4 separate regions of the Mus musculus genome follow, and all the other regions are linked to region 1. The links are chromatin loops, found by intact Hi-C in ENCODE. Cell type or tissue: left cerebral cortex. All regions are shown on one strand. Links, peaks and the distances in the headings refer to the core of each region. The heading gives the core; the rest is flanking DNA. Region 1 has its middle 54 kb from the start of Galnt3. Region 2 holds the start of Galnt3 (polypeptide N-acetylgalactosaminyltransferase 3). Region 3 holds the start of Gm52514 (a long non-coding RNA gene). Region 4 overlaps Csrnp3 (cysteine-serine-rich nuclear protein 3).

Evidence for each region. Hi-C counts contacts between places; a loop is a spot of excess contacts. Peaks named below come from ENCODE experiments on the same cell type or tissue, not always from the same donor. Only the 100,000 strongest peaks of a DNase experiment are listed, where the experiment ranks them.
Region 2: a loop joins it to region 1, with 2.1 times the contacts of the local background. A loop is called at or near these places in 2 of 42 quality-filtered maps.
Region 3: a loop joins it to region 1, with 2.3 times the contacts of the local background. A loop is called at or near these places in 3 of 42 quality-filtered maps.
Region 4: a loop joins it to region 1, with 2.4 times the contacts of the local background. A loop is called at or near these places in 3 of 42 quality-filtered maps.

Annotation. Positions count from the first base shown.
Region 1 is chr2:66,174,723-66,182,199 of GRCm38, forward strand. No RefSeq gene overlaps it. Among named protein-coding and RNA genes, the nearest start is that of Galnt3, 54 kb to the left of the region's middle. In left cerebral cortex, for the core only: a CTCF peak has its summit at 4,272; DNase peaks (open chromatin) are centred at 2,522, 3,326, 3,768, 3,939 and 3 more places; H3K4me3 peaks cover 1,474 bases; H3K27ac peaks cover 1,749 bases.
Region 2 is chr2:66,120,293-66,127,769 of GRCm38, forward strand. Galnt3 (polypeptide N-acetylgalactosaminyltransferase 3) reads right to left here and starts at 4,501. Exons shown (of 11, transcript NM_015736.2): 1 at 4,232-4,501. In left cerebral cortex, for the core only: no CTCF peak of the experiment used is centred there; DNase peaks (open chromatin) are centred at 3,967, 4,468 and 4,796; H3K4me3 peaks cover 1,650 bases.
Region 3 is chr2:65,926,012-65,933,488 of GRCm38, forward strand. The region is part of intron 3 of Csrnp3 (cysteine-serine-rich nuclear protein 3); the gene reads left to right. It overlaps Gm52514 (a long non-coding RNA gene), which reads right to left and starts at 2,542. Exons shown (of 3, transcript XR_003953842.1): 1 at 1-2,542. In left cerebral cortex, for the core only: no CTCF peak of the experiment used is centred there; DNase peaks (open chromatin) are centred at 1,509, 3,453, 4,148, 5,395 and 1 more place; H3K4me3 peaks cover 2,378 bases; H3K27ac peaks cover 3,665 bases.
Region 4 is chr2:65,936,332-65,943,808 of GRCm38, forward strand. The region is part of intron 3 of Csrnp3 (cysteine-serine-rich nuclear protein 3); the gene reads left to right. Among named protein-coding and RNA genes, the nearest start is that of Gm52514, 12 kb to the left of the region's middle. In left cerebral cortex, for the core only: no CTCF peak of the experiment used is centred there; a DNase peak (open chromatin) is centred at 4,271; H3K27ac peaks cover 221 bases.

The DNA of each region.
Region 1 (7,477 bases), core at 1,167-6,166:
TCACTTGGGAGGTCTAGGGCAAGAAGAGCACACACTTGTGGCCATCTTGGGCTGCTTAGTGGTACACTGTCTTAAAAAGGGTCAGAGAGATAAGATAGTTCAGTAGTTAAAAATAGTGGCTGCTCTTCTAGAGTAACCAAGTTCAGTGCCCAGCACCAACATGGCAGCTCACAAACATTTGTAACTTCAGATCCAAGGGATCTGGTGTCTTCTTCTATCTTCTGAGGTCAATAGGCACACACACATGGTACACAGACATATGCAAAGGCAAAACACCAATATTTCTAATTAAAATGTACTTTTAAAAATTATAAAAAAAACAGTTTACCATATTTCAAATTGCTATTTCAATGAAAGTTGAATATTTTCTCTATTTCTAATTAATATATGGTTTTAAAATATAGATGATCAGCTATGCCTGGTATAGCTATCGGACTTAGTCCTATAGAGACAGGTTCTAACGAAGCAAGCAGAAATGATTGTAGTGCACACCTTGAGACCTAGCAACTTTCTTTCTTTTCTTTTCTTTTCTTTTCTTTTCTTTTCTTTTCTTTTCTTTTCTTTTCTTTTCTTTTCTTTTCTTTTCTCTCTCTCTCCCTCCCTCCCTCTTTCTCTTTCTTCCTTCCTTCCTTCCTTCCTTCCTTCCTTCCTTCCTTCCTTCCTTTCTTTCTTTCTTTCTTTCTTTCTTTCTTTCTTTCTCTTTCTTCCTTTCTTTCTTTCTTCCTTTCTTCCTTTCTTCCTTTCTTTCTTTTTTTCTTTCTTTCTTCCTTAGTTTTTTTGAGACAGGGTTTTTCTGTATAGCCCTGGCTATCCTGGTACTCACTCTGTAGACCAGGATGGCCTTGAACTTAGAAATCTGCCTACCTCTGCCTCCCAAGTGCTGGGATTAAAGGCGTGCGCCACCACTGCCCCACACCTAGCAACTTTCTTATCTATTATTGTAGACCTATGTATATTGTTCCCCTTGCTCCTGTGTATACTGTTAGGGACTGGGGAACTACATATGGTGCAGTCTTAGCTTTGCACCAAGGAAGCAATGCCATCACTGTGAGCCCTGGAGAAGGTGGTTCTGTCATGTGAGAGGGCCCTCTGCTTGGCACAGTGCTTAGCATGGAAGAGTTCTTCACTGGAATTAATAAGTGGTTAGATAGGTGAATGAATACAAACATTCAGGAACAGGAGACAAGCTCAGCCCTGTCCACAGCTAGATTGGGGGGAGCTTTGAGTCTACTTTGAGATAACAGTGAAACACTTTATGCCTCTGTGAACCTGAAACAAATAAACAAACTTCATGGCTAATGTGTGTGCCTATGCATACTTATGTATGCCTTAGCCTACTTTCTGTTGCTATAATGAAATACCTGAGGGTGGATAAGTTATGAGAAAGCAAGGCTTATTCAGCGTACAAGGTTGGAAGTTGGTGGCCAGTTATGGGCCACCCCATTGATCTGGCTTCCAGTGATGGTATGTATCATGGTTTCATAACATAATATAGTGAATTAGAGATCACAGAGTAAAACAGGAAGCCAAAAGCAGAGATGGACACTTTTTAATAATAATCTAGTTTGGGGGGGCACTAACAGGAGTCTTGGGAGAAACACCCTTCAGAAGCGAGTACTGAGGTGACTCAATCACTGTTCATTAGGTCTCACGTCTGCAAATTTCTAATACTTTTTAGTGCCAGCACACTAGGAATCTTGCCTTGAGCTCATGAGCCCTTGGTGTGTGTAGGGTCACACTATATAACATTGTTTATATGTATATACATATGTAAATATATTCACATTGTGAATGGATGTAGTAAATCAGTCATAATCTGAGCTCCACCCCTCATCTCTGGACCGAAAAGGATTGGGTTCAGTAGTCTGCAATGTGTAGAGGGATACACATTTCATAAGCTGTGAGAGTGACTTGCTAATTACCAGGAATCACACTGTTGTTGAAATGAGTGCCTGGCCTTTAATCCCAGCATTCGGGGAGGCAGAGGCAGACTCAGCTCTGTGAGTTCCAGGCCAGCCTGGTCTAGAAGGTGAGTTCAGGATAGCCTGGGCTACACAGAAAGACCCTGCCTCAAAAAAACAAAACAAAAAAACAAAAACAAAAACAAAAAATAAATAAAAGAAAATGAGTGCTCAGGAAAGGTATTTGAGAAATTAACACATGTTGCATTTTATATAACTGCTAGCAACCTTGACCGCTCCATTAGTGAACTGCACTTGGATGCCCTTGTCCACTCTTTTCTCTACTTCTGTAAAGGCAAGTTATTGCTAGGAACACAAGACTGAGCTGTAAAATGTGAGTAAGAAGCTTCTTGTTTGAAGTGGTCCTGGAGGTCGACCCTCAAGGGGTGCGAGTGTCAGGATACACAGACGATGACATAGCAACCAATGTGTGTGTGAAAATCTGCAGCGAGGCTCCCGTGCGGGTGTGTCCTTTTGGCTGGGATTGCATTACTACTCCCATATTAAGCACAACACAAGGCAGAGCATTTTCTACCTGCTGTGTGAGCATTTCCTGCTCATGCCAAATTCCTGACAGACAGCGGGCCAGTGTTGGATCAACTGTTTCACATCTATCTGTTTGTTTGCATGTCAACAATCTACTCTTAAGTACCATTTTAAATACCAGAAAACAGAGACTACAAAGGCCTAGAAAATCTGCCCCAAGTTGCACTGTTAAGAAGGGGCCAAGATGAAAATCTAGGTTGTTTGGTGCAAAAGCCCAAGATGCTATGTGGCCTCTCGGTACTCATCCAGGATTGGAGGCCAGTCAGACGAGTACTGAGCAGTGTGCCTCACACTGTTCTAAGTCAGAAAGACTGTCCAGTAAAACTATATTGATCTGAACCAAAATGTGCTCCCTTCTTGTGCTCTCTGCTCAGAAACTAATGATAGAGCATAGATTATAAATGATTTTAAGAGTTGGACATAAGTATTTTTACAATGTGAGTCTCCAGCTGACCCCTTTCATTTTGTACTTTTAGTGCTGTTTGAAAAGGCAGTGGATCTCGTCACGATCTCTCAGCCGTTGATGTGGGTTTTACTGGTCCGTAGCTTTCCCCGTCTTCTCCTATATGCTTCAACAGGGTGTTTCTGCCACCCACTGAAGTCCAATTCTCAGTTGTTGAGGAAATAGCAGAAGGTTTCATTATTTTATTTTATTTTATTTTATTTTATTTTATTTTATTTTATTTTATTTTTAGTTCGTGTGGATAAGAGGGAACAGAGCAGGCTCCTCCCAGATGCTGATTTCTAGTCAGCATGTTGCTTGCGTCCCCTGGTTGGACATATTTCAGCCATCCTGTGCCTACGGAGAAAAACACCTCTACTGGCTTGGGTCGCTATGGTAACCGATGCTCAGCAGGCAGTTGCTGTTTCATTTAACATTACTGGCTTTAAGAACTTGAGGGGGAAAGTGTGCTTTCATATTAAAGAAAGGGGAAGCTGAGTAGTTTAATTAATGTATCTCAATCCAATGTTAGGAAAGAGGTCACTTGTGCCGTTTGACCATGTTGCACCTAGGTCTATTTTATGTACGTATCAGATCTCAAGCATCAAAGGATGGGGTCTTTCTCTCATCATGGGTAAAGTGCACAGAGTGGGCAGGAGAAGAGAAACAGGGGTTATGCTGGACCCTTTGCAAAGGATTTTTCACTTTATAAAGCCATCTCAGCTTGAGAGTATACAGAAGAATTGCTTTCTCTTCTCTCACCCACAAAGGAGGCCTGAGAGATGGGTTGCTAGGCAACCTCACACTGAAGTCTGGGGCACTTTGAAATTAACATAGCTGACCTCCCCATCATCTCTGCTGCTATGCTATTCAAAACCATTTTTATGAGTCTGCAGGACTCAAGAAAGCAGATATAAAATGTAAATACAAAATAAAGAATAGGGGAAATAAATCCTTTGCAAGGAAAGACCAAGATTCACTCAATGAGTTAGGCAGCAGTCTGAAAGGATCGGTGGAAGGGAAAGTAGTGTTGGCTGCTATGAGTCAGAAATTCATAGTTTTAATAATATAGGAAGAAAACATTTCCCTCCGAGTTCTTTTGTAGATATTTATAGCTGCCATGTAGAGCATCACAGCAGAATCTGAAAATACTTAGGGTCCATGGGAAGATAAATCAGTTTCTAATAACGCCGTTTCTCTACGCAATTTTTAACAAAAGTGCTCAACTCTCATTCTTCACCCCATGGTGCTTTGCTTAAAGCTGCAGAGTCTCCTGTTCAACTTTCTGTCACTACATCGTTAGTATGACAGTGCTGGCATGGGAAAAGATGGAATTCATTTTGCAAGGAGAGAAACACAAGGAGGCGGCAAAGCTGCTCTATGGAGCACAGCATATACTCTTACCAGCAAGAAATTTCTTCAGTGTGACTTTTTAAATGCTTTGTGCTACTAGGATATGGTTATGGGGGCATTTTAAAGTAGATTTGCATTTACCAGGACTGAAAATCAAAGTTGGTAGTGTGGTGTGTGTGTGTGTGTGTGTGTGTGTGTGTGTGTATACGTAGGCAGGGAGGACTGTAACAAATGGGATTCAGTGGGTTTGTTTGTTATGGTTATTTGGGTAAGGCAATTCTGAACTTTAGATGGATTCATGAGAAATCAATGTGTTGCGATTGGGATTTCAGTGTGAAGCCTCGTGTAAATGATTCGGGAGGAAAGAGCTCTGTGAATGAGTTGGAATTGATGTGAGTTCAGTGATTCCTAAAACATGCATGTATACATGCAAAGTACACCTGCTTGACCCATGTCTGTGTGTTCATGCATGAACACATGCTTACTAACTGCAGAAACGACACAGTACTACACTCTGGGCTCAAAAAATAGATTTTTTTTTAAATCGAAATTTCAATGATTCTTACATTTATTTGTTTTATATGTCTCTGTGTATATGAGTTTTTCTATGAGTGTGTGGAAAACAGAGGACTTGTGGGATCATCTTGTGGGGTGGGTGGGTGGGCAGGGTAATTAGATATTGAATCTCCTCATGCTGGAAAGTAAGGGAACCCCCCCGCCCCCGCAACACACACACACACACACACACACACACACACACACACACACACTCCTCTCCTCTGTAATTCTTGTATCAAAGTATCTTCTGTACTTTGTGATTTTGGTCCTGGTGGGAAGTGAACAGAAGTTTTCATTCATCAGTTACCAGTTTTCACATATTGAATCAGTTGATTTCGACGTCTGGCTTTGACACTCCTGCAGTTCGGTATTTTGGCTCGTCAGTTTTCTTGAAAGCAGATAAGCCGAGTGAGCCTTTCAGTGTTCGCGATGAATCTGAGTGTGATGCTGCCTGTTACGCCATAGCACCGGGTCTTGAGGCAAAGTGTTCTCCCAGGCTCTTACATCACTTCCCACATTAAAAATACAACTAGGCTGCCTTGGGCAGAAACGGAAGTAGTAATTACTTTCTCAAAATATCCCTGCTTTCTTAAAAACAGTTTAAGATTGCCAAAATTTCTTTTCTTTCTTTCTTTCTTTCTTTCTTTCTTTCTTTCTTTCTTTCTTTCTTTCTTTCTTTCTTTTTTTTTTTTTTTTTTGCTTTTAAGACGATAAAAATAACACTATGTGAAAATTGATTGACTTAAAGACTGCCTTCCCTCCTGAGGCCGTCCCCTCGGAAGGAGGCTCTCAGCAATCCTCTGGTTACTCAGCTTTTCTCATTTATGGGCTCAGATTACATTCACAGGCACTGTGCCAGATGCGCTGATGCGCGAGCACGGGAAGGCAGATCGTAGCTTGAAGCATTTCTCTAAAAGAACATCTGGTTCTGAATAAAAGCATTAGGAGGTAGGTAGCACATTTTTGCTCCTAAGATTTATGTGTGATTTATTACGTCACAGTGCCACACCCTGCCACTCCCCAGCTCAAGTCAGGAGGGCCCGACTTCCAGCAACCACAACCAGGAACAAAGAAATACATGAAGAATTCCTCAAGTCTGAGCCAAGACGCCATGTTTCTGTAGGATAAGACGCCATGTTTCTGTAGGATAAGACGCCATGTTTCTGTAGGATAAGACGCCATGTTTCTGTAGGATAAGGGGCTGCCCTTGGTCAAAGATTATTTCATACAGCGGAAGCCCATTAACGCGAGGGTTCCTCCAGCCACCTTTGTATGTGCCGGCCAGCACCTTCTGAAGTTCTGTGTCCCCCCCCCCCCCCCCCCGTTTCCTTTACAGGAACTGTACACTCACCCCTCACTCATTCTTCTAAAGTTCCAGGGCCCTGGTTTTCCTCCTTATATTTCCCCATCTGTTATTTCCTGTGCCTTCATTTTTTTCTGACTTTCCCCCATTAACATTTCAATATATAAAATACATCTATCTTAAAAAGTAATCAGGCAAATAAAAACTTCTACCCTGTCTTTCCTCTGTCCTCACATCTAAATATATTCCTATTATGCCTCCTCACCTTCCATTCTTTAGGGTGTCACTAATCTTCAAGGAAGGTTTATCCAAACCTGAAAGGGGGAGGGGGCCCCCCTCCTCCTCCAAGGAGCCGGTGACATGTAAGACTGTTTATACCCAGTGTTGTGACCTTGAATGCCATTAGTGATTTCCACCATTCCAATCCATTTAATGTGGGAAGATCGTCATTAAAACCCCATTACTACTCAAAAGCCCAACATGCAGGCAAGTGGCCAGCTCACAGGTCTGTCTGTCCTCCTAAAGCTGTGTTCTGGGCCCCTTAGGGTGATGTGTTCGTTGTGTTCCCTTATTCAGTTGTTTTTACACTCATACTCATTTTCTGGAAGTCTCTTTTCTCTCTTCCAATTCTGGATCTCTGGCAATCACAGGGGATTAGAATATATTTTCTAGGAACAATTAGAAAAGTTTAAGAATTGAGGGTCAGCTTTTTGCCCCCTGACTCATCTTCACCAAGAAAAGATCTTTAAACAGTGAAAAGGAAGTTTGCAAAGGTTTCCCTCTAAATTTTAATTAACTTTTAAATTTAATTTTAAATGCCCTATTCTTAGTATAAAATGTTTATTATAGTTGTTAACTTTCATCATGGCAAAGAAAAAAATTATAATTCAGGTAACAATTGGGTAATATACATTCAGTTTTGTGTGTACGTGGTGACTGTTATATATGGGTCTATATTTTTTGGCAAATATACAACCTTAATAATTATATTTTTCCAGCTTTAAAAATTTTGACAATTAAGTATCTTTGGAAAACATTTACTGAGTTTGACAATAGTTAACTGCATAGCAATCCATCATCAGGTAGATGTGACGATAGCTGGCCATTTTATTGTTTTCATGCGGACAGTTCAGCTCAGTAACACCAGAAGCAGGCAGGAAGGAGCAGTACTACCCCTCACTTCGATCCCAGAGGATTCACAGTGGTGCTTCTTGAAACAGGACAGCTGATCGGGGACAGACTCTCATTTGTCCTGCATGGTCTCAACCAGAAGTGCATGAGTGCAGCAGTTTCCTTCCCATGCAATTTTATAAA
Region 2 (7,477 bases), core at 1,536-6,535, 54 kb before region 1:
ATACAAGTATAATCCCCAGGTATTATGATAAGTTAAAGATACCCAGCAGGCAATCATATAGATAAGCAAATTAGTTTTCATAGTTTGAAATTCAAGCAAGTAGACAGAAAAGGTTAGAGAATTATGATCCCAATTCAGAGAGTGCTGAAGGAAGGCTCTGTCTAGTTGTCAGTAGTCACTAGTGACCCAGAATTCTACATCTTACTTGCCGCTGCTTTACCATAAATTGATGCATTTTGGTCTCCTGCCACTCCTGGAACTGATTTAACCTCAACGTTGTCACTGACACTACATTCTGTTTAAATGACTCCGATTATATCATACTGACAATCCTGTATTAACCAGGTGCACAGCTGGCTAGGTACCACAAACTCCTCCTTTCTTCTTGATCAGGTTTTAGACGAACAAATGATCTGTTTATTCCAAATGTGCTACAACAACTTGTAAACTGAGAACTAGATGATTTCTGTATTATCCATTTTCGAATTATAAAATACAGTAATATTTTCTGAAGGAGGAAAGGTTCAAGTTAAAAATGTCTTTGAAAATGTTAATTATCCCCAATCAGATTTTCCAAGACTATATCCCTACAAATCACACAAGGATCTAATTTGGGGGGGGGGGGGCATTAAATGTGATATCTCAGCTATGTAGCTTCAGTCAGCCTGGAACTCACTATGTAGACCAGTATCTGCCTCTGCCTCACACCTGCTTGGGTTAAAGGTATATACCAATACTCTCGGCCTTGATCTAATTTACTGATTTATTTCAATATATTTGTATATATTTATAATGTACAGATGTCTTGTCTGCATGTATGTGTGCACCACATGTGTGCAGGCCCAGAGAGGCCAGAAGAGAATGTCAGATCTCCTGTAACTGGATTAAGTCTGTTGTGAGCAGCCATGTGGGTGCTAGGAACTGAAGGTTTTTCTGGAAGAGCAGCCTGTGATCTTCTCTGTCAAGTCATAAATCAGCACTTTAATCTAAATTCTAAATCTAGTATTTTATGGAAATGATTCCTGTAATTTATCTCTTCTACCTGTTTCATAATAAGTCAAAATATTAACAGAATATATATATATATATATTTATAAAATATATTTATATAAGTATACATAAACACACACACACATATATATATACATACACACACACACATATATACATATATACATACATACACACAAATACACATGCATACATACATACATATGAAATTGGGCTATGCATTCCCTACAAATTTTTTTTTCATAATTTCCAACAGAACTAGAACTCAGCCATAAATTTTGAACAAAATTAGCACTGAGGTGTATGTGTGTGTGTGTGACAATTATTTTTCTGTCTCAAACTTTGACTTGATAATTGTTACCATCAATATGCCCTCACAAAAGCATTTCTAGTTTTTTCCCTGTCCATAAATATACTACAGCATAAGAACCCATTTAAAGTACAATAATACAGAATGAGATTTTGTGTAGCCCTGATGTATTAATCTGGTGTCGATATCCTAGAGCCTCCACCAAATGCTTAAGTAGGAGTGCAATATGATTTTATAAAATTTTTATTTGTGTGTGTGACAGTAAGCTTTTAGAACAATGAGCCTTAAAACCATGTGTATTCACAAGAGAGTACCATTTTAGCATTACAGGTACCAGCCATTAGCGGACATGAAATCAATTTGTATAGGAAGGCAAATTAAAAAAAAAAAAAGAGCATCCATATTCTAAGGTTAGATAGATATTGCTTCTGAAAATCACACACACACACAGTCACTAACAATATTGTTTTGTGAAACTCATTTCATTTATACACATACATACTCACCAGCATGTATTGGGTTGAAACAGAATATTTCAAATTAGAGGATTGTGGGTTTAAAAAAATGTTTTTACAGCACTGGTCTTAAGGAAGTGTACTTGAAACCAAATGTCTAGATTATTTCAAGTGGATAGGAGACATTGGGTCTATGCCTTATAAAATATGGTTGAAGCCAATATAATAAAAGATCAGAACTGACTAATGTCATCCAAACTGGCTCGAAAAAAAAACAACTGTGTCTCAGAAATACCAAAAAGGGATTAAAAATCTCAGTCCATATGGCACCGCCAATATACACGTGAAACCTCAGCCAGGGGAAAGCAAGTCTGCCCGAGTCTACTCAGAGCAAGGTGGAAATGGGAGGAGAGGAGAGCTGGCCCCAGAACAATGGACTCTCCTATAATTACAAAGCCCTTACAAACTCCGTGAAAGAAGAAGATAGGCATCTTATGATAAGTGGGCAGGAGAGTGGTGAGATAGTACGATCTGGGAGCCCGCAGTCAAGCCACCAGAATAATGCTATCTCTAGCACCTGCAGGGTGCACTACAGTTAGAACACCCTTCTGGGCTTCAGCTATTCAATCAGGATGGACTGACTGGATGGCCAAGGCAGGAAGGGGAGTCCAAGAATGTTAGCACTCGAAGATACTCTACGGTTCTTAAGTCTTCATGATGGTGCTATAGAAAAACACTCCCCACCCACCCCCAATCCCATCCTTTACAGATAGAAACCAATGTCCCTTTGTTATTACAACTAACAGGAACATATTACTTTTGCCCCCTTCATGGTCTGATAATGCTTGCCCAGTAGTTAGAGAGTCAAAATTTAGGGGGTACTATCTGCTCAATGTTCAAATAGCACTTAGCACGTCAGTTTCTCAGGATGGAGACATGACTAAGAAGGTGGGTGAGGCTCTTGAAAACCCTTGGTTGAATTAACAATTATGTGTTGTTATAGTGTGTGGGGGGGTGGGGGTGGGGTTCTTTCTTCTTTTTAAAAAATTTTAATTACACCTCATTAAGAAACATGTAATGGCTAAGTATTTTACAATCTAAATATATATTTAGAAATATTTTTTTAAAAAATATATAGAAAGAAAGCATGTACAACCTAAATATATGTTTTTAAAACTTGGTAAAGGCAGAACTAAACACACCTAGAGAGTGGAACTTATTAATAAAATTTTCTATGAAAAAAAAATGTTGGTTAAAACAGTGTATAAGAAATGCTTGGTATGAATACACTGCCCAGAATGTTTCAACTAACATGCATGTTAGGTTTCAGTTGATGTTAAAGGTTAAAAAGAAATAATTATAGGGTGTGGTTTTGAACTCATATGTCTAAGTAACAAACTCAAAGTTAGATGATAAAAGTGGAATTTCTCACAACCAGAAACTCTCAAATTCAAATGTAACTTTCTGAATTTTTACAAAAGTATTTGAGTTCAGATGTACCTTAGGTAGTGTAACTTCAATATCAAGCCATAACTTAGAAACATTTTCTTAAAAAGAAAAAAAAATCAGAAAGGGGAGGAAGGTAACTTGATGGAGTTCCCAAAACAGAAGGAAGGAATTAAGTATTAAGTCTATGCTAAGAGTAGTTTCAACCTTAATTCATAGGCTTTCGAAAATCCTAATTAGGTAGACAGGAATTTGGGCTTGGCACTTCCAGGTTCAGACGTGGCAGGATGCTGAAACAAAGTTGGTTTTTTTTTTTTTTTTTTTTTTTTTGAACCTTTGAGTCATATGCCACAGGCACACCAGATCCGAGATACATTGGTCCTTAAGTCAACAGGTCCTCTAAGAGGAGGCAGCTGGTGAACCACAGTTCCATTTCCTCCTGCCACAAAGACCTGGACTCTGCCACCTTCAACCGGAAAGTGGGCGCAGCTCTGGCTCGGGGAGGGCACCCGGAAAAGTGCAGTGCGCGGGATGCCCAGGTCCCGACCACCGAGCGCCTTCCAAACCAGTCGGCAAGCTTCGTGATGGCTCTGGCTGCCGCCGTTTTCCAATCTAGGACTGTCTGGGCTTAGCGGGGAAAGTTGCCCGGCACAACCACAGCCCTCCCCGTAGCGGGTTTGGCCCACTCGGTACCCGGGAGTGGGCAGGCAACCTGCTAGCCCAAGTTGGCAAGCCTTGAGCAGCGCCTCCGCCAGAGACCCGCCCTCCCGAGGACTATCAGGGGGCCCAGGGGTACCAGGGGGACTTTCTGCCCCGGTGAGGCTCTGGGGCTGCCGAGGGGACCCGGCGACAGGAGTGATCGGTATCCCCGCCGGCCTCTCCCGAGGGGGAGCAACTGAAACCCGCTCTCGAGACCGCGTCCAACCGGCCGCGGGCAGCTCCGGGGCCGTCCCGCACGCTGTCCCCTTGCTGGGACTGCGGGAGCCCGGTCGGCTGGACGCCGGCTTACCTGGCAGGTGGGCAGGGCAGGCGGCGGGAAGCGGCGGCCGGCCGGGGCTCTGTCCGCGGGGGTCCAGAGCCAAGTGCAGGTGGCGACGCCGGCGACTCGGGTGGCCGTGGCTCTCGTGGCCGCTCGGCTCAACTCCTCCTCCGCCGCCGCTTCCTGCCTTCCCGCCGGGCCTCCCGCGTTGCCAAGCGAGGCCACGCCGAGGCTCCTCTTCCTCTGCGAGTCTCCCAGGTGAGCTCCCGCCGGCGACGTCGGCAGGGGCGAGGCCGGATCCCGCGCCTGCGCGCCAGCCCCGCGCCCCGCCCCGGTCCTACCTGAGCGCTCCAGGTGAGCCGCGGGCCGGCCGGGCGCGCGCCAAGCAAACTCCTCCGCCGCCCGCGCGCTGCCCGCCCGCCAGCCCTCCGCAGTGCCGAGCCTGCGCTGCCCCGCGCCGCGGCCACCTGGTACCCAGAGCCCACTGGCAGGGACGCTGAGAAATCTGAGCCGCACTTCCCCCTACCCCTAACCCCACGCGGTTCCTCTTCCTCTCCGGGTGGTCCAAACCCAGGGGTGCGGCGTTCCCCGGGACCCCTGGGAGACCGTGCTGCTTTCCTCCCGAGGCTCAGCAGCTTTGTCACCAGTTAGGTTGGTGAGCTTCCTTCCCCTGTAGCCTTGATTTCATCACTCCTCTCACTTGAGCGCAGCGAGTGGTTTCCGTTTCTGGCCGCCGGCGCTAGGGTAGGGAAGCCTCAGGTCCCAAGGAGGCGACTCCCTTTTTCAAAGTAGAGCTTCTGGTATTTTGGTCAAGTTTCAGTTGATTTGGGGTCCACCGTCACCCCTTCCTGGGTTGCTATCTATTGCAAGACCAACCAATCAATATCCACAGGAGAGGGATAGCAGCGCCCTCGGGGAGAACCCCTCTGCCAGGGTTTGGGCAGAGTTTGTGGTTTCCTGGAAAGGAATTGTTTTCACTGAAGAGTAGATTAAAAGCCAACATCTGTTCTGCAAGGTGAGAACCTACACTCTTAAACATGTTAGGCTTTGCCAGTGTGTTTGAGACACTTACACCGTGCCCCCCCACCCCTTCCACTATGCCTTCTGTTCTGGAGACGTTGACACTCAAAACCAGGACTTCAAATTGCTTTTACACATTTCTATGAACTTTTTATTTGACTATTCTCAAAAGTATTCAGGGAAGTGGAAAAACAGCTAAAGACTCTGGGCGACCTGTTTGATTCCGCAGTGATGAGTTTTCCTATAAAGAATGATGGAAGCCTTCCTCCCACATTTTGACACTCACGGTGTTTATTTCCTAACTTATGAGTTTTATATGTGAACTGGAACTAAGTTTTAAAATCTTAGTACATTATCAACAGGTGTTAGTTTTACTTGGCTTATGTGCAACATTTGTTGTAGTATAGTTTCACTTCATATAGCTTCATATAGTTCGGCAACTTAGGTAACTTTTTTTTTTCTTTTGCTTATTTCCAATTGTTTTGTAGGCATCCAGGAACTTTTGTATGACATTTTAGCATTATCATTTAAAAGTTCCTTCTTCCTCTTTCCCCTGAAAATAAAGATTTAAGAGGCACGTGTATATTGTGTATATTACCATAATAACTATCTACTGTGTATCTGTGGGCCGAAAACTAAAAACATTAATTTCCAAAACTCATTTTAATTTTTTGGTTCTGCAACGTCTTTTTGCTGCTTGTGTTTAAATGGAGAGAGATTAGTGCTCATCTTTGGGGGGATTTGGAGGAAATGTTAAGTGTATAAACCACAACATCCCTCTTCCCTTCCTGTGCACTGCCCACCCTAAAGGATGCGTGGAGCCGAAGATGGTCAGTTCTTACTCCTCACCGGGAGGCTAACAGTGACGGTTTCCACTGACAGGAGCAGGGTCAGAACAGGACGGCAGTATAGGATCGCAGGTGGAGGTGCACTGATGACTAGTCATAGCAGAAAACAACTGGGAAGGGCAGCTAGGGAAGGCTTACCAAAAGAGAATGAGAGAAAATAGGCCCCAAGTTGCAAGATGAGTGGCCAGAAAAGATAAGAAAGGTGTTTCGAGGTTATAGAAAAAATTCACTGCTCGGCTTATGATGACAGAGATGGCAGCCAAGCCCTCAGTGTTTCTGAATTAGCATATTTGTTCCACTTCATACGGTATCTGAACTGTTATTTCACATCATTCTGAAAGCAAGGTCTTAAAAATTAATTAAAAGTGTTTCTGCTTCATATTAAATTTAAAATGCTACAGGCCAAGAGAAACTATTATTGTACTGAAATGTTTAATATCCTAAGTCTAGTCAGATATAAGAATCTTGGAAGTACCATTCTACTCAAATTACGAAATGAATCATTTATTTCACAGGAGTGAAATTAACATCTCCTCACAAAGTGGAAATTCAGGAGGCTTGGTGCATGCATGTGTCTCTGAGACAAGCCTGTTTAATAGTACATATTTGGAAAAGTTAGGCAACAGGGCAGACTTCACACAGGAAAGAACTGCCACAAACACCTCTTCTCTCCCCAACACATACATGTATGTTCGAACACTAGTTTGTGACTAGTTAGAAGCTGCTAAGTTATGTAGACTTTAGATCCTCACTGGTTAATCATTTCGGTTAATGTCTAAACAAGCACCAAGATCATCCCCTGATATGTGGTAGCTTCTCGGGAAATATGTGCGAACTGAATAAGTCTGTCAAGTGCCATGAGATGGAACAAAACAAGCCATCAATAACACCCCAGTGTGTAAGGAAGGCATCCTGACCACAACATAGATGCTAAGAGTGACTGGCTTCAGATCATATAGAGAAATAATCTAAGGAAGAAAAAAATAGTGGGTTGGTAATCTAAAGGATATGGTTTGAAAAGCAACCAACTCTCAGAGGCCTTTCTTTTATCAGACACGATGTAAAGCGCCTTCCCTCCCAAGGGACACATCCCTTTCTTAAGAGTATCATGTGAGTCCATACAAAATTCTTTTACAGTCAAATTCATTTAAGTGGCATACGGTGGAGAATCATCATGGAAAAAATATATAATGAACAGGAAGAAATAATTGAAACAACTTACATAAAATTAAATTAGTAAAAAATGAATTCTAAAAGTATTATATAGTTTAATAAGTAAAATTGGGAACTTATGGCCAATATTCTGTATTTTTGTTCAGCTCATGAATTGTTTAATTGCTGATGCATCAGGCCTCATTCACGGCAGTGTGAAACATGTGCCTTGGCTTAGACTTTAGATCAGTTTTCC
Region 3 (7,477 bases), core at 1,281-6,280, 250 kb before region 1:
AAATAATGTCAATACTTTCCTGTGTGCCCCGTAGTCAAAGTAAGTTGTTTTACAGCTGTGTTCAGCCTTCCAAACATGTTAATATTATTTGACATTAAGTATTTTCACCCTATTTCAAAGTTGAAACTCTGAGGGCAGCACAAATCAAAATACATGCAAAATTACTGAGCATGATAAAGCTATCTTAATTAACGTTCCCTGGTCTGGATGGGACCGGTAGCTGAGCCATTGGACGATTAGCTTTCTAAGACATAAACAAGATTAAAGGCCAGTTTATCGCACCAGGCTTTAAGTATTCCATCTTTTTGTCCACTAGATTCTTTTCTGCCCAGTCACCACTTTCAGGTCAAGCTCGCTGTTGCTACCCATGTTTTCCAATACTTTGTGGGTGGGCAGTACTTCATCGAACTAGTCAACGGCTAAACTGTCTCCTTTACCTATGACGTTGACCCTACCTCTCATTCTTTGCGGACCTCACAGCCTCACAGATACACCAGCAATAGTAGCTAGCCGGGCGTTGGTGGTGCACGCCTTTAATCCCAGCACTTGGGAGGCAGAGGCAGGTGGATTTCTGAGTTCAAGGCCAGCCTGGTCTACAGAGTGAGTTCCAGGACAGCCAGAACTACACAGAGGAAACCCTGTCTCGAAACAAAACAAAACAAGAAAACAAACAAAATAGTCTCATGCTGCTCAATTATATTACATCATTTTTTTAGCAGACAATTTCAGCATAAAGACATTATACTGATTTTACGTGAAGTATAGATTTGGGATGATAAGATTTTAAAATTAAAGCAATTCTCCTGTGTCACCCCCACTCAATCACGTTCTCAGGCAGCAGTTTTCTTATTTTCTTATTTTTTTATTTACTTGTTTGTTTGTTTTTTTTAAGGTAAAGAGATTCCAATCTTCAAGCAAGTAGTTAATATTTCACTTTTATATCCCTAGCAACTGTCTCAGAGCTTGAGGCATGGGAGCTTCCCAATAAATGTTTGTTGAATTGGACTGCCTTGCTCCAGGATTTTTAAGCTGACATGGCAAAGTTACTCACTTCCCTAATAGAGTGGAAGGAAATGATGGGCAGCCTTATCAAGGGCGACCTCACCAGGAGGTGCTGGGGTAAAGGGCAGATAGACAGACAGCCTTGAAACATAGGCGCTCAGGACAGTGCGTCTTCCTGTTCAGTAGATCATCCTTCTAGCAATAGTCTATGTCTGTGTTACTAACAGCAAACATCTTAGATTCCTTTTAATAATCCTTGCCTATTTTGAAGGAAAAAGGATGAAGCCAAGTGATTCTATGATGTCAATTTGCCTTCAGAGGAAAGCTAAGGTAGTCAGAATCAATAGTAAGAGATGAACTATCTTTGTTTACAACTTTCAATATCATAAAACTACAGCACCCTTTAATCTTGGACACAGTTCACTGTTTTAAGCTGTGATCTCGTCTTCCTCTGTCAGTTACAAATCTGAGGCACTCTTGGCTGATGAAAGTGTTGCAGAAGCAGAAACACCGTTGTTTATTGTGTAATGTGAGACTCGCTGCTGTAGCGTCTCTTGCCATGTTGCAGACACAGAATTCCAGAATGTTGGTCGTGGTGAAGTGTCTATTTTCTCATTTGTTTTAATCACAAGGCAAGTTCCTGAGATTTTGAATTATTTCTTAAATGTCTTCCATTTTTAAAAATGTGTTATATAAAGACAATCGTTTTCTCCCAAAGCCCTACTTGCTTTTGTTATAAAATAATTTATTAAAATGATTGTAAGTAGTTATTATGATTTTATAACCTATGGCTCTTTATTATTAATATCAATGGCTAATGCTTGGTTAAATCTAATTTGTGGAGTTGAAATGTAGAAGAATTTCTATGTATTCCATGACTTGCTAACTAGAAGGTATTTGTTCCCCATTACAGAATTGGAAATTAGGGTATCACTTTTAACAATAACTTACCATGGTCATTTAAGGAAGAAGTAAGAGGACTATTACTACTTCGTGATCCAGTCTTCCTGTTTCAAGATCTCTCTGCCTCTGGCATCTACCTTTAGTTTTCTCTTCTCCACATAAATGAAAATTTCAGGTTGTTTACATTTAATAGATTGTGTGAAAAGTCTTCCTATCAGATATTCCTCATTTTCCTAGACACTTGTTTTAGCTATTTTTATATTGTTTTCATGTATCTTCAGGTCTTATATCAAATTATTTCTTATATCCTTATATTCATAACTAGACAGAAAATCACACATATATGGATTTTTTTTTCCTCCTCTCTCCCATGATCTGACCCACAGAAGCACCCAAAGAACTCTGAAATAACAATTAAAAAAAAAAAAAAAAACCAGGGTCTTTTCCTCTACTTGGCAGCCATTTTATCTCCCTCTTTTGAAGTGATATAATACAAGAAAAAAATGGCTGCCCTTTGTTTACTTCCTTGTGCATTAGCATGCTGACGTCATCAAAGGTAGTCACCAAAACACAGGCACCTTTAGGAAGCCAGAGGATGATGATTCCACAGGAACTTTTTCTTTGCATTTTCACTTATGGCCCAAGGTTCTGCGTCTCTATATTGTAGAACAGAAGATGAACATGGGTGTTCTGGAGCAAACACTTGAAAATGGTGGCACTGGAAGTATATCCCAGTATCCCTTTCATGCTAAGAAAAACTTACTACACAAGACATGAAATGTTCCAGATCAATACTAACCCTGCAAATAATATGAAAAACCGTGAAAAATCATTTCACTTCAGAACTTATTTTTTTTTTTTAGTCACACCGAGTTACTCTGCATTTTTAAAGTTCAGCTGAGAAAAATGTTTACGTTGTATCGTTTTCCTTTTAGAAAATAAGAGTTTATTGATTGTAGGTTGACATGTGTGCACATCAATAGGCACATGAGTGTATGTACCTTCATTCTTTCTAAGTACTGACATGTTTACAAGGGCCATTAGAATACACTGTATATCAATCTAATGGTGTAGGAAATACATTTTTCTCATCATTTTATGATGCTTTTGGTTTTTCCTTCCATGATCTTAGTGGAATTTTCATGTATTTGCCACCGGATAATTATTGATGTTTTTGAGTCAAAAGCTTTCAAATACCAATTCAAGTCAGGCAGCCTATCAACCAAATAGTCCATAAAATATATGGAATTTTAAATCAAATTCCATCAGCCATGTAGGTTTTGTATGTCTGTCTGTCTGTCTGTTTGTTTGTCTGAAGATCTGTAATTGATTTTCAAGTTTTGAGACTTTAGTTATGGAAAGCTGGTGTGGATGTACTCAGACATACATAGTATATGTGTATTGAAACAGTATCAAAGCTGCCAAAGGTTCCCATAAATGTCGAGAAATCATCTCTGGAAGGACTTGTTAGCATTAAAATCAGATGAGGTAAACCATATGCCCCACTGAGGTAAGCTGTCTAAAATAAGTTACTGCGGTTTTAAGAATTAGTAAGAGCCATCTGTTCTTTAACTTGGGATCTTTGTTGTTCATTGTAGTCAGCTGTTCTAGGAATGTGTTGCCTTTTGAGGAGATAAATTAATCACCTACCTCATTTATGTACTTCAGTAAAGAGAGTCTAAGCCTCTCATCCTCCGAATCAAAAACAATTGGTCTCTATTTGTATTCACATGTTGTATCTTTTAGTGATGGGAATTTTACTGGAAGAAATTTTGAGGGAATCAGCCTCTGGCCTTTTAGTGGGGGTTGGGGGAACCAAGAAAAGAAATAGTTGCAATTGAAAGGTTAAAAATGTGTGGTCAATTGGTTCATTAGATTGGATGGTATTTATAAATAGTACTTTCAGAAACACAAGGTAGGAAATGGCTTGAGCAAGTTTTTTGTTGTTGGTGGTAGTGGTTTTTTATATATATATATATAAACTCTTATTTAAAATAAAATCTAGTTCTCCCCTTTTAAATGGCTGTCGAATCATTTTCAATAATAAAATCTAGTATGGGGATTTCCCTAATCGCGCTTCATTAATGTCTTAGGGCAAGTCCCTTATCTGCTGTTTTCTTCCTTCTCGTAGAGTCAGCTGATAAAAATATCCATAGACACAGTGAAGTCAGAAGCAAGGCTGGCTTGCTCAGACAGAGCTCCATGTGATCACATATAGGCAGCCTGGCTGAGGCTGATGCCGTGCAGCAAGCAGTAGGTAATGAGTCTTTGTGCGAGGGAAGCTCTTGTCTCGGAACAATAAAGCATATGGTACCAGCAATAAAACACGGGGCCGGGAAATGTAAGAAGATTCCACTGAACCAGGAAGAACGATGCCTTCCGTGATGCTGACACATACTGTAAAATGATAATCAATTTATTTTGGATTCTAATGAATAAAGACTGCCAGGACTCGACTACAGCTGTTTGAACAGGTCGGTGATTTTTTTATAAATCCCCCCCAACACTTCCTGGTATTTGATTGCATTTAAATTAGGTTGGGCTGATGGGTGTTTTTGCCTTAAACAAAAACTTTGAAAGGTATTTCAAATGGAAATAGGAAAGGTGCACTTGAAGTGACCCAGCAAGATTCAATTTTTGATGGAGTCAAATAAACAGAAATGCTGATATTATTATTTTAAACTGAAAAGTTGTTTATCTATTTAAAAATGTATAGGTCGGAAAATTTTAATTTAGTAATAGCTAATATTTGGTGTATGCGGAAATACATAAAGCCAAGTGACTAATAAATTGCAGGTATAAAAAAAGCTTCACTTTTTTGTATGAAAAAATTCTATATTACCTTAGTTTGTATTTCTTATAGAAGATACTTGATTCAGACTTTACCGATATTTTTCACTATCCTGTAAGGGTATTTAGGTAAAATGTCTAATATTTTTCAATAAAAAAATTTAAATGAAAAATGTCAATAATGTTACTTAAAGGTATTTTGTACTTTATTAAGATGCTAGTAATTATTTGCCTTCTATTTTCCATATTATGATTCTTCCCAGAAATGGAAAACATTTATAAAACCTTTTATATTATAGATGTTAGTTATTAACATATGAAGAAAAAGAAATTAGCTTAATTTTAAGAAAATGACTGGGTCAACCCTATGATGATCAGAATTCCTACTGGTTCAATATTTCAGAAAAGGAAAATATGTCTTTGTGGATATTTATAAAATATATACATACGTAATATTTACCTGCAAATAAGTAGCTCTTGAGTTTATGAGTAATACAGAAGTTTGTATTGCAAATAGATTGCTGAGATAGGAAATCAAAGCCAAGATAACAAATAATAAATAGCTCACCGCTCAAATTCATTGGGAAAGAAAGACAGGCATTTCTATGAGGTGACTCTTCGAATTTAAATACGCAGTCTAACTTTGCTCTACGTTTTCACTGCTCTACCCTTTAAAGGCATCCTGGGACGTAAAATCTTTACAATTAATTTTTGGGTACCATTTTAGATGATGATCTCTAAGGCACTTGGGCACATTTAACATTTTTCAAGACTACTGAAATGACTGCATCTAATGTGTAGAGTGCCTAATGTAAATGGATGTCTGTAAGTTGTTGTTTAAACCACCACAACAAAAACATCCCATATGTCTGATTACGCATACGATACATATTCCACTTTAAAAAAAAAAAAAGAGCTATGTCTCCAAAACAAGAGAAGTTAATGACAATTTTAAATTGGCCTTCCTCACGTATTTAAATGAAGTATTTGACTATTTGGGTTTCCTTGGTTACCAGAGTCGCTGCAGACAGCTTCTTATGGTGGGGGAGGCCGTAAACAAGTAACGCAAGGCTGAAACAACCGCTAAAATCTTTTATCCGTTAATGGACATAGCGGGTGCGATGTTGACAGCCTGGTGAAGCATGCCCACTCCCCACTGCGGGTCCGGGTGCTCCAGGATGCAGGTACCCTGGGCGAACTGCAGCTCCACAATTCCTTACCCAGCATTCCGCTTTGGCTGCTGGAGCACTGCCTGAACCTTATGCAAATGAGAGCAGCACAGGCTTTGACTGCAGAAGAGGAGGGGGCAGAAGGGAGTTCAGAGGTCACGGGGCTGGCTGAAAGCTGGATCAGTTGCCTGAAAAAAAAAAATGTATCCTGGGCTTCTGCAGCCGTGTTTTGCAGCAGTTAAAGGAAGTGTGCTTTATTTCTGAAGATTTTACAGCGTGTGCCGTGTGCCGTAGTCATTTAAAGTGCATGCAGGTACGATGACATTTCCTGATGCGCCTGATTTTATTTCTGTTAAAGACACTGATGGTGATTGGTTATTTAAATTCACTGTGGCAATTGGCAGGCTGTTGCTGGTTTTCAAGCTGTCCTTTGCTAGTTTCCTCTTCTTCTTCTGATTATTATTCATTTTTCCCTCCTGCTTCACTATTTTTGGGGTTTTTTTTGTTCTGACTGAGTATTTCATGAGAGAAACAGTTGGGTCTAGGTTCCTAAATAATTTCCCCTTTTGGGTATGTGTTGATTTTGAAAATCTACCTGGTTGAAATATCTAGATAAATATTAAAACAAATCTTTAAGTAAATTATGATTTTTTTTTACATTTTTAAAGATATATATTTTAAAGATGTACTGAGTTCCAGCCAAAGATTTTTGTGAGGTATGTGGGATTAAATAATGGAATTCTTTTGTTTGTAGCTGAAAAGCACTATAAGGATAATTTTAAGAAGTTACGTTTTTATATTAGGCTGGGGTTTGGTTTGGAGAATTTTTGTTCTCGGTTGCATTGTTGAAAATATTACTAGAGAAGCGATTATTTATTTTTTGCTTTAAACTCCTTCAATACCTTTGGTTTTTTTAAATTGTTATTAAATGTCTTTGAATTTTTTCAGACAGTGTAAAATTTTACATCTCCAACTTCCTATGACTTTTTCTTTCAGTTAAATCAGGATTCTAAAGAGATCCTTGTAAATCTCATAGCAGGATGAAGACTCCCTCCCTCAACTAATATCACACTTCTGTAGAATGTGTGATTACATCATAGTAAATCCATCCTACAGTAAAAAAGTGTGTACTCACACTCATTGTTCACACGGCTTTTTTTAATTTTCACATCAAGTAAACTGAGACAGCACAATTCAACTGTTTACCCACATCACTAAAGAAATATAAATGCAACAATTCAGTAGCTTCAATGTTAATGAGAAAAGTATGTTATTTTCATTGGCATTGACTGTGCATCTGCCTGCATTACAGATTGTGTGTGTGTGTGTGTGTGTGTGTGTGTGTGTGTGTGTGTTTTAGAGAGGATGAAGGTACAAAATAGGCATTTAGTCATGAGATTACTGCTTTATGGGTCTGTATTTATTGACGTTTTAAAATGAAATTTATTAAGCTTACATGTAAGAAACTAGTACACAGTAGAAAGATTTAATTACCTTCTTTACACTTAGAACAGGGAGTCACTTTATTATAATGATTGAAATGGGGGCAGTTCGGCAACAGCATCTTTCCTCTGAAATGAAGAGCCGTTGGAGGGGAGGAGACCAAAGCAGAA
Region 4 (7,477 bases), core at 1,391-6,390, 240 kb before region 1:
AGTTTTAGGAACTGTATTCTCCAAGTATGGTGGTGCGTTCACAGACGCCTTACCAATGGGACAGTGGAAGTAGCTTTGCCTCCAGGCAAGCTTAGGAATCCTCACAGGCATTGAGTTGTCCTTACACATGTTCATGGTTCACATTGTTCCCAGGCCCAGGGAGCATATGATAGCATTGCATGATCCTGTACATTTGAAAACATACTACAGGTAAAGCAGAATATGGGTTATGGTACTTAATACCACTTTTGTAAATATGTAAATACACTCTGAAGAACTGTGTAAATCTGAAGGAATGTTGATTTCCTGAGTTTAGTTTGCCAAGAAATGTTTTATGAATGAGAACAAGCCTGGTGGTGGTGGCACACACCTTTAATCCCAGCACTCAGAAGCAGAGGTGGGCAGATCTCTGAGTTCAAGGCCAGCCTGGTCTATAGAGCAAGTTCTAGGACAGCCGGGGATATACAGAAAAACCTTGTCTTGAAAGGGGCTGGGAGGACAAGGATACAGTATCTGGAAATAGTTCTGTACGTTATAGGCTTTTCTCTCTCTCTCTTTCTTACTTTATTTGGTTGGTTTTGATTTTTAAAAAGTACAGCCTAGAGTGTCCCAAACTCACTATGTAGCTCAGGCTGGCCTAGAGTCTTTGGAGGTCCTTCTGTTTCAGTCTCAGTGTCCCAAATGCTGGAATTACAGCTGTGCACCGCCACGCCCAGTTTCTAATCTGCTTTTCAACATCAACATTTGAACGGGACCAAGAAGTCCAGCTTTAAAATCTGAGTGGTTTGTTTAAAGCAAGAACAGGTAAATGCAGGAAAACCCAAAACATGTTTAGAAAATACAGTATCTAATACTGCATTCTGTGACCTTACTAGGTAAGTGTTTTTCTTATATTGTTGGTTTTATGTGATTTCAGTCCCATATCATGGGATGGGCAGAGGCTGAACAAGAATGCAGCTAAGAGTGTAGATTCAAGTGCCAACCTTGATGCCATCTCTGCAACTATTACTGACCATTTCCCAAAGCAAAAAAAAAAAAAAAAAAAAAAATGTTCTGAATCTCCACTGAAAGTCAACCTAAGTCGCACTAAGAGCTAATGCCTTGAGTTCTAAGGAGACAGTAGAGGGAGCAGCCATCATGGCTATTGGGGCTCAAATGACACGTGATTTTGTAGATACTTCAAATCTCCAAAGGTCTGCAGGTGTGCTGAAACCATGTGTAGAGCTATTTTTATAACCTTTACAGGTTTCCCCATTTTTTCCTTTGCTTTGTGTATGCAGTTAAGGTGTTACTTTCTCACCTTGGCTCCATTCAGATATGTCCACTGCATCTGAAGACTTGGAAATTCATTCATTATTTTTAGTACAGACAGAGCTTGGCACATCTTAAGTTTCACCTGATGACACAGGAGTACTAATTTGTTTGCTCAGTGAAATGACCTATATGTCACAGGCTCGTTGCGATTTTAAATGTCTCATGAATTGTAATGTTGCTTAAGCATTGCTGGAATTGATTGAATCGCAGAGGTCTTCAAATGAGATTCAGAAAATTCATCTACATTATTTTATTGTAAATAACTTTAGTAGGATGGCTAGAAGTGCCTTTTCTGATCAACTCTGTTTCTTTGGAACTGGTTTTTTGGGGGGGAGGGGCGGAGTCACAAACCTCAGTTTTCATCTTTGAAAAGATACTGATGACTGTGGTGTGACTTGTGTGTGACTTGTGGTTGTCTTCATGGACCCGTTTTAACTGGTACTGGTCAGACATTTAGTTAAATATAAAAACCCAGGTATTGAATCTTACCACATAGATTACATGTGTTAATTGCTGCCCAATGCAATGTCAGCTTCAGGTTGAATGCCAGTTGTTCTTTGTTTTAGAGGATAAATAGCCATGTCTTGCCTAGGGTGGTGATTCGTTTTAAAGAATGTGCGAAGTTATTTTTCTTACAAATCCTAAGTTTTGAAATTTCCTCTTTTCTGTGCCGCGTGGATGGGTGTGGTTGTGAAGCGTGGTCTTGTTGCTCTCTCATGCCCTTTGCAGGATGCTTTATGAGGAAAATGGTGCTGTGGATTTTACGTTCTTTTCCTTCACACTAACCTGATGGTTCCTCCAAGGAAAACATTACCAGAGCTCCTAAGTACCCTTCAGCTACACTGCTTAGTCTGTTTCATTATTCAGTCAGAAACTTTCTACAGACAGAGAAAACTTCAAGTGCTAAGTAGGAGAGACAGGGTTAGATTTTATGGCCACTGTAATAGTGATTCCTCCATGTCTGCATAGTCCTTTTATTCTTTTTAATGCGTTTAGTCTCCTCAGTGGTTCAAGACATTACGCTAAGTACTGGTTTTTAAGTCCTAATAGCAAGCATAGAAAATAACATTTCCATTGTCTTCACTTGAGACTTTTTTCTGTTAGGATGGGAAAATGAGCATGTAACAGGCTGATGAGCATTTTCAACAGGTTTAGAAGCCTCTTATTTTCTTAATTGGTTTTCTCTCCCCTCGCTAATGAGAAAAACAAACAAAACAAAACAAAACAAACAAACAAAACCCACCGAACACCCTAAAAATTGGCCTTGGAGAAAGTGTTTTGACTCTTAGACTGGCATGTAATCAATTTAACTACTTTTCCAAATAACAGACGGTCAGTTATTAAGGGCAAAGCCTTTAAAAAGCCACGGTCTGGCTTTCCTGCAGAAATGCCAACCCCAATGGCACATCAAAGCACATAGCAGCATGGGGGAGCCTCTAAGGTGTGTCCCAGGCCCAGCCAGAAAAAATTCCTTTGTTGTTCAACAAAACAAGTCGATTTAGTCATTCAGTTTGTGCATTGAGGAGGAAGAGACTGTGCAGAGGTAGGTAGCACTTCTTACTCAGAGGCCACAGTCTTTGTCACTTAGCTGCAAGCCATGGAGGAGACTACCCTAGAGTCTCTTACTAATGTTGTCATACCCCTTATTTTGATAGACGTGGAAACCACACTTGGCAAGAAGCACTTTTAAAATTATACCACTTGTTAGTATCTGACCCAGATATGATAGTATGCGTCCTGAGCAAGCACTGGAATACATATTAGTCCGTGGCAACTTGTACATTCAAATATGATCCAGCATCAGGTGAGCCCAGCAGTTGTAATAGTGTCAGACTCACTCAGGTCACACCAGTGCAGAGCAGCCATTTAAACCCAGTTTGCTACAGGTCAAGAAATATTTTTCAGAGAACAATAGGCTCTATCGTAAAATTTTGACCTAAGGGTCTATAGAGACATCTGAAAACTTGGTATCCTTTATTAAAGCTATGTGGTAGGGTTTGAGGAAAAAGGGTACAAGTCACCTATTAGCTTTGTACTGAATACTCAGTGAATTCTCATTAGAACTACTATGTTTGAAACAGGGCAATATAGCCATCTTTTAGGAAAGGCAGATGTTTGGGGAAATATACTCCAACCTAGAACATCCCTGTCACCCAGTCACAAACTTATAGGTTGATAGACTGATAGACACCAGTTTGGGTAGTTGTTTAAGAATGCTGTGGGGCAGAAGGGAGAACAATGAAATTGCAAGGGATATTCTGAGAGATACTTCGGGCTCTTTTCATGCATGCCAGAGAACATGAGGCTGTAGTGCTAGGGGGTAGCCCAGTGTACAGCACTTGCTTCGCACACTGAAGCACTACATTTGATCCCTAGCTCCTCCTCCAAAACAAGGCAGCTCAGAGCTTGTGTTTTAACTTGGGTAACCCACTCATCTGGGAAAGCAAATGGGGCCAATGGATCCTCAAAGTTCTTTTGACTCTGCGAACGAATGTGCTCAAATGAGCCATCCCTCCAGGTTCTTTATTCACCAAAGTGGAGGGGAAGATAGCTAATAACCAGAGAAGAGCTTCCTAAACTCAGATCCCATAAACAGATGCCATATATGTTTGTGCTTTTGTACACTTTTCCTCTGGGGGGAGAGGGAAGGGTCGATTGCTTCTGTCTCCTTAAACTTCAAATTATCAGATGGCAAAAAATGTTGATATTCACTGCATAAGAATGAAGATAAAAATCTTTAACTCAAAGTCACAGACGTCTCCAACTCGGGGGATTCATACATCACTGGGGAAATCCCACAGTCATTTCTTCCAACAAAAATATTTATTAGGCAGGATTGCTGCCAGGGTTCTTGGCTTCCACAGACACCTGGACAAGAGAGGCGTTGGCTGACTTCTGTTTCTCCCACTGGCAACCCACCAGCAGCATTTTTCACATTGGTAGTGCCCCACAGAAACACCTACAGGGCTTCACCTTGCGAAATCTGTGCCAAATCCTGCTCCTCTTGGCAGCAAAGGAGCTGCTTTCTTGCCAAATGGGCTTAGGCAGAACTGGCCCTAGTATTGGGGACGAAGATACTTTCACTTTCTTAGGGAAAAATATACATCTTCTCACTACGTATAGACTGATACATCTCCAAGATGTCCTCATGCTTTCATAGTGTTCACTGATTCATGGCCTGGAATGGCAGCATATCTACTGGTAAAACCGATATGTTGTTCTTGAAGAAGCATTCCGCATGCGCATATGTGTGCTTTCTCACTTTCAATAAAGCCTCATGTGCTGTCGTCACCTCACTGAAGTTTATTGGAAAAGTAGAAAAGGGCATGATGCAGACATACTCTGAGTTCTAAACCCAGATTACTAAAAATCCTTAACTAAGTAGCTAATTGTGTGTCTCATAGCACACAGCACAAGAAATTCGAATATCCTTCATCTTTCCCTAATCCTTTATGCAACTGTGTTGCCTTACATTTTCCTAGTTTACAGATGTTGTACTTTTAAAAGGAACAGCAACAACAACAAAACCTTGAAGAAGATGGGAAGAAATATTGTTAAGCAGTAGGCACAAAACATAAATAAAACAAACACAGATACACAGAGCTTCTCCACTGTGTTCACAACATAGAAGCATCCATAGAGGATGTATTAAAACCAAAATGTATTGAAGAAGTGGTTTTACCTTGTAGGGATCTCAGATCTGCACACCACTTATGCAAGAGTATGAGAGTCTGGTAAATAGGGAAAAGCAAGAAATGAAGGAAAAAAATTGTTAAGATGCAAACAAAGAAAATCTCCGAATGAAAGGCTTTGAAAAGAAGCACAAAGAACTTTGCAGTAATTTCATTTTAGAAGGACAACTGATTAAATAATGATGGTTTTATTTAACAGAAACTGAGGACTTTTGTCATTGTTTTTATTAATATGATCCTGTCAGGGTAGAACATCAGAAATTAAACATAGCTTAAAAAATTAAGCATGGAAAGGATTTCATACAAACTAGCATTTAAAAAATTATCCATATATTTAGGAACATTTGATTAAGAATTGATTGCCCCAAAGAATAAAGGTAATGTATAATATGAAATTTCTGAGTCCTCTTTTCTTTAATGTTACATCAAACCTTCCCACTGTCAACTGGATGACCAAGAACTGGGGTCCAGTGGGCAGCTTGGCTGCTGATGTGTCCTTGTGCCTCATGAGACTCCTTCCAGAGCTTGGCCCACCTTCTCTCAAAAAGGAGCCTCTCTCCAGTGTGTACACTGTGTCTGCGGTGGCTCTCAACTCACTCTTTGAACTTGGTGAGGCAACCAGAAGAAACCGTAAACATCACCTCCCATCCTGGGTCAAGTTAAAGGACAGAAATCTTGTGTATAAGACTTCATCCAGACCCTGGTATTTTCTGTACCAATGAAGTAAATCAAGCAAGCATTCTCATATGATCAAGTTCATTGAAAAAGAACTTGGTTGTAGTGTCTAAGCATTTTGAATTTGTTAAAGAATTTGTTAAAAGAATGAAAAAAAATCCAATCATGATTGTTTTATTCTTTGACAAGTCCTGACACACCACACACACACACACTTACACACACACACACACACACACACACACACACACACACCTTGCAATGCCCTCATTTACACACTGTAAAGCAGATATTATAACTGGCTTTCTCAATACTGCTGCATAAAAAAGAAAGAGGATTTCTTTTACTAATCTTACGTTACTTTCCCTTTTAAATTGTTTACAGAATTATTAGTACAGAGATTAACCCTTCCCCAGGCAAACATGAACAAGGAGTTTCTAGATGGCTTCTATTGTTTCTGGGGAAATGTTCTCTAAATATTAACCATGTGCCTATCACTTTCATGCAGTAAGGACTGACTAGGTGACATGAACCTATTGTTCCTGGTACACTGCCTCTCTGTCTATGAGAAAGAGCTCGCACCATAAAGCAACGTTTCTCAATATGTGGGTCTCGCCTGCTTTGAGGTCAAACAACCCTTTCACAGGGTTGGCATATCAGATATCCTACATATCAGGTATTTACACTATGAATTAGAGCAATGGCAAATTTACAGTAATGAAGTAACAACAAAATAAATTTATGGTTGGAGGTCACCACACATGAGGAACAGTATTGCAACGTCCTGGTATTAGAGAGGTTGAGAACCAATGCTATAAAGAAACAGTTGCAAGGCCAGTGTTACTTGAAAGGTTTCCTCCTTCCGTGGCCATCGGGCTTGACTGCCCTTGACTGACCAGTCCCACTCAACATCTTCATTTTCCCCATTGTTCAGTGAATTTGTGATTCAGCCTAGTGAGCTGGCTTTCTTTCTTTCTTTTTTTTTTTTTCCCGATGGATTTTCATCTGGTATAGCTCCTGTTTCCTGTTTCAATATTTTTTTTTTGATTACACATTAAGCTTACTTCCTTATCAGGAGCAATTAGGATTGTCAGATTAAAATGTAGACTGTTCAGTTAAGTTGAATTTCATATAAGCAAAAAAATAATAATTTAGCCATAAATATGCTTGAAATGTCATCCATTTCTTTTTTTTCTTTCTGAAATTCAAATAGAACTGGATGAAGTACATTTTTATTTACTCAATCTAGCAATTTAAAATTTTAAAGTGACACATTTGCAGATCGCATAACCTGATCTTCATTTGAATGGGGACTATTTATTTATCGTTAAGATATATTCTGTTCCTTTCCTCTGGTCTTCCCATTCTCTTACGAAAGTAAATCAGAAATATATTAAAGGAAATAACACTTTTTCATCATCATTATTGCAGAGTGTTTTTTTCATCAATGTGTTCAGAGATGTCCAAGCAATGCTTATATCTAATACAATATGAAATAAATACTTACACATGATCAGGCCTATCACAGCAATTCCCTAGTCCCTGGTACCAAGTTCTGTCTTACTTTGGGTTTCCATTGCAGCGAAGAGACACCTTGACCAAAGCAACTCTTATAAAGAAAACATTTACTTGGGGTTGGCTCATAGTTTCAGAGGTTCAGTCCATTATCATCATGGCAGGAAGTATGGCAGCTCCTGTAGGAGTTGAGAGTTCTGCATCTTGATCCAAAAGGAACCAGGAGAAACTCTCTTAGACAATGGGCAGCGCTGGAGCACAGGATCTGAAAGCCCACCCCC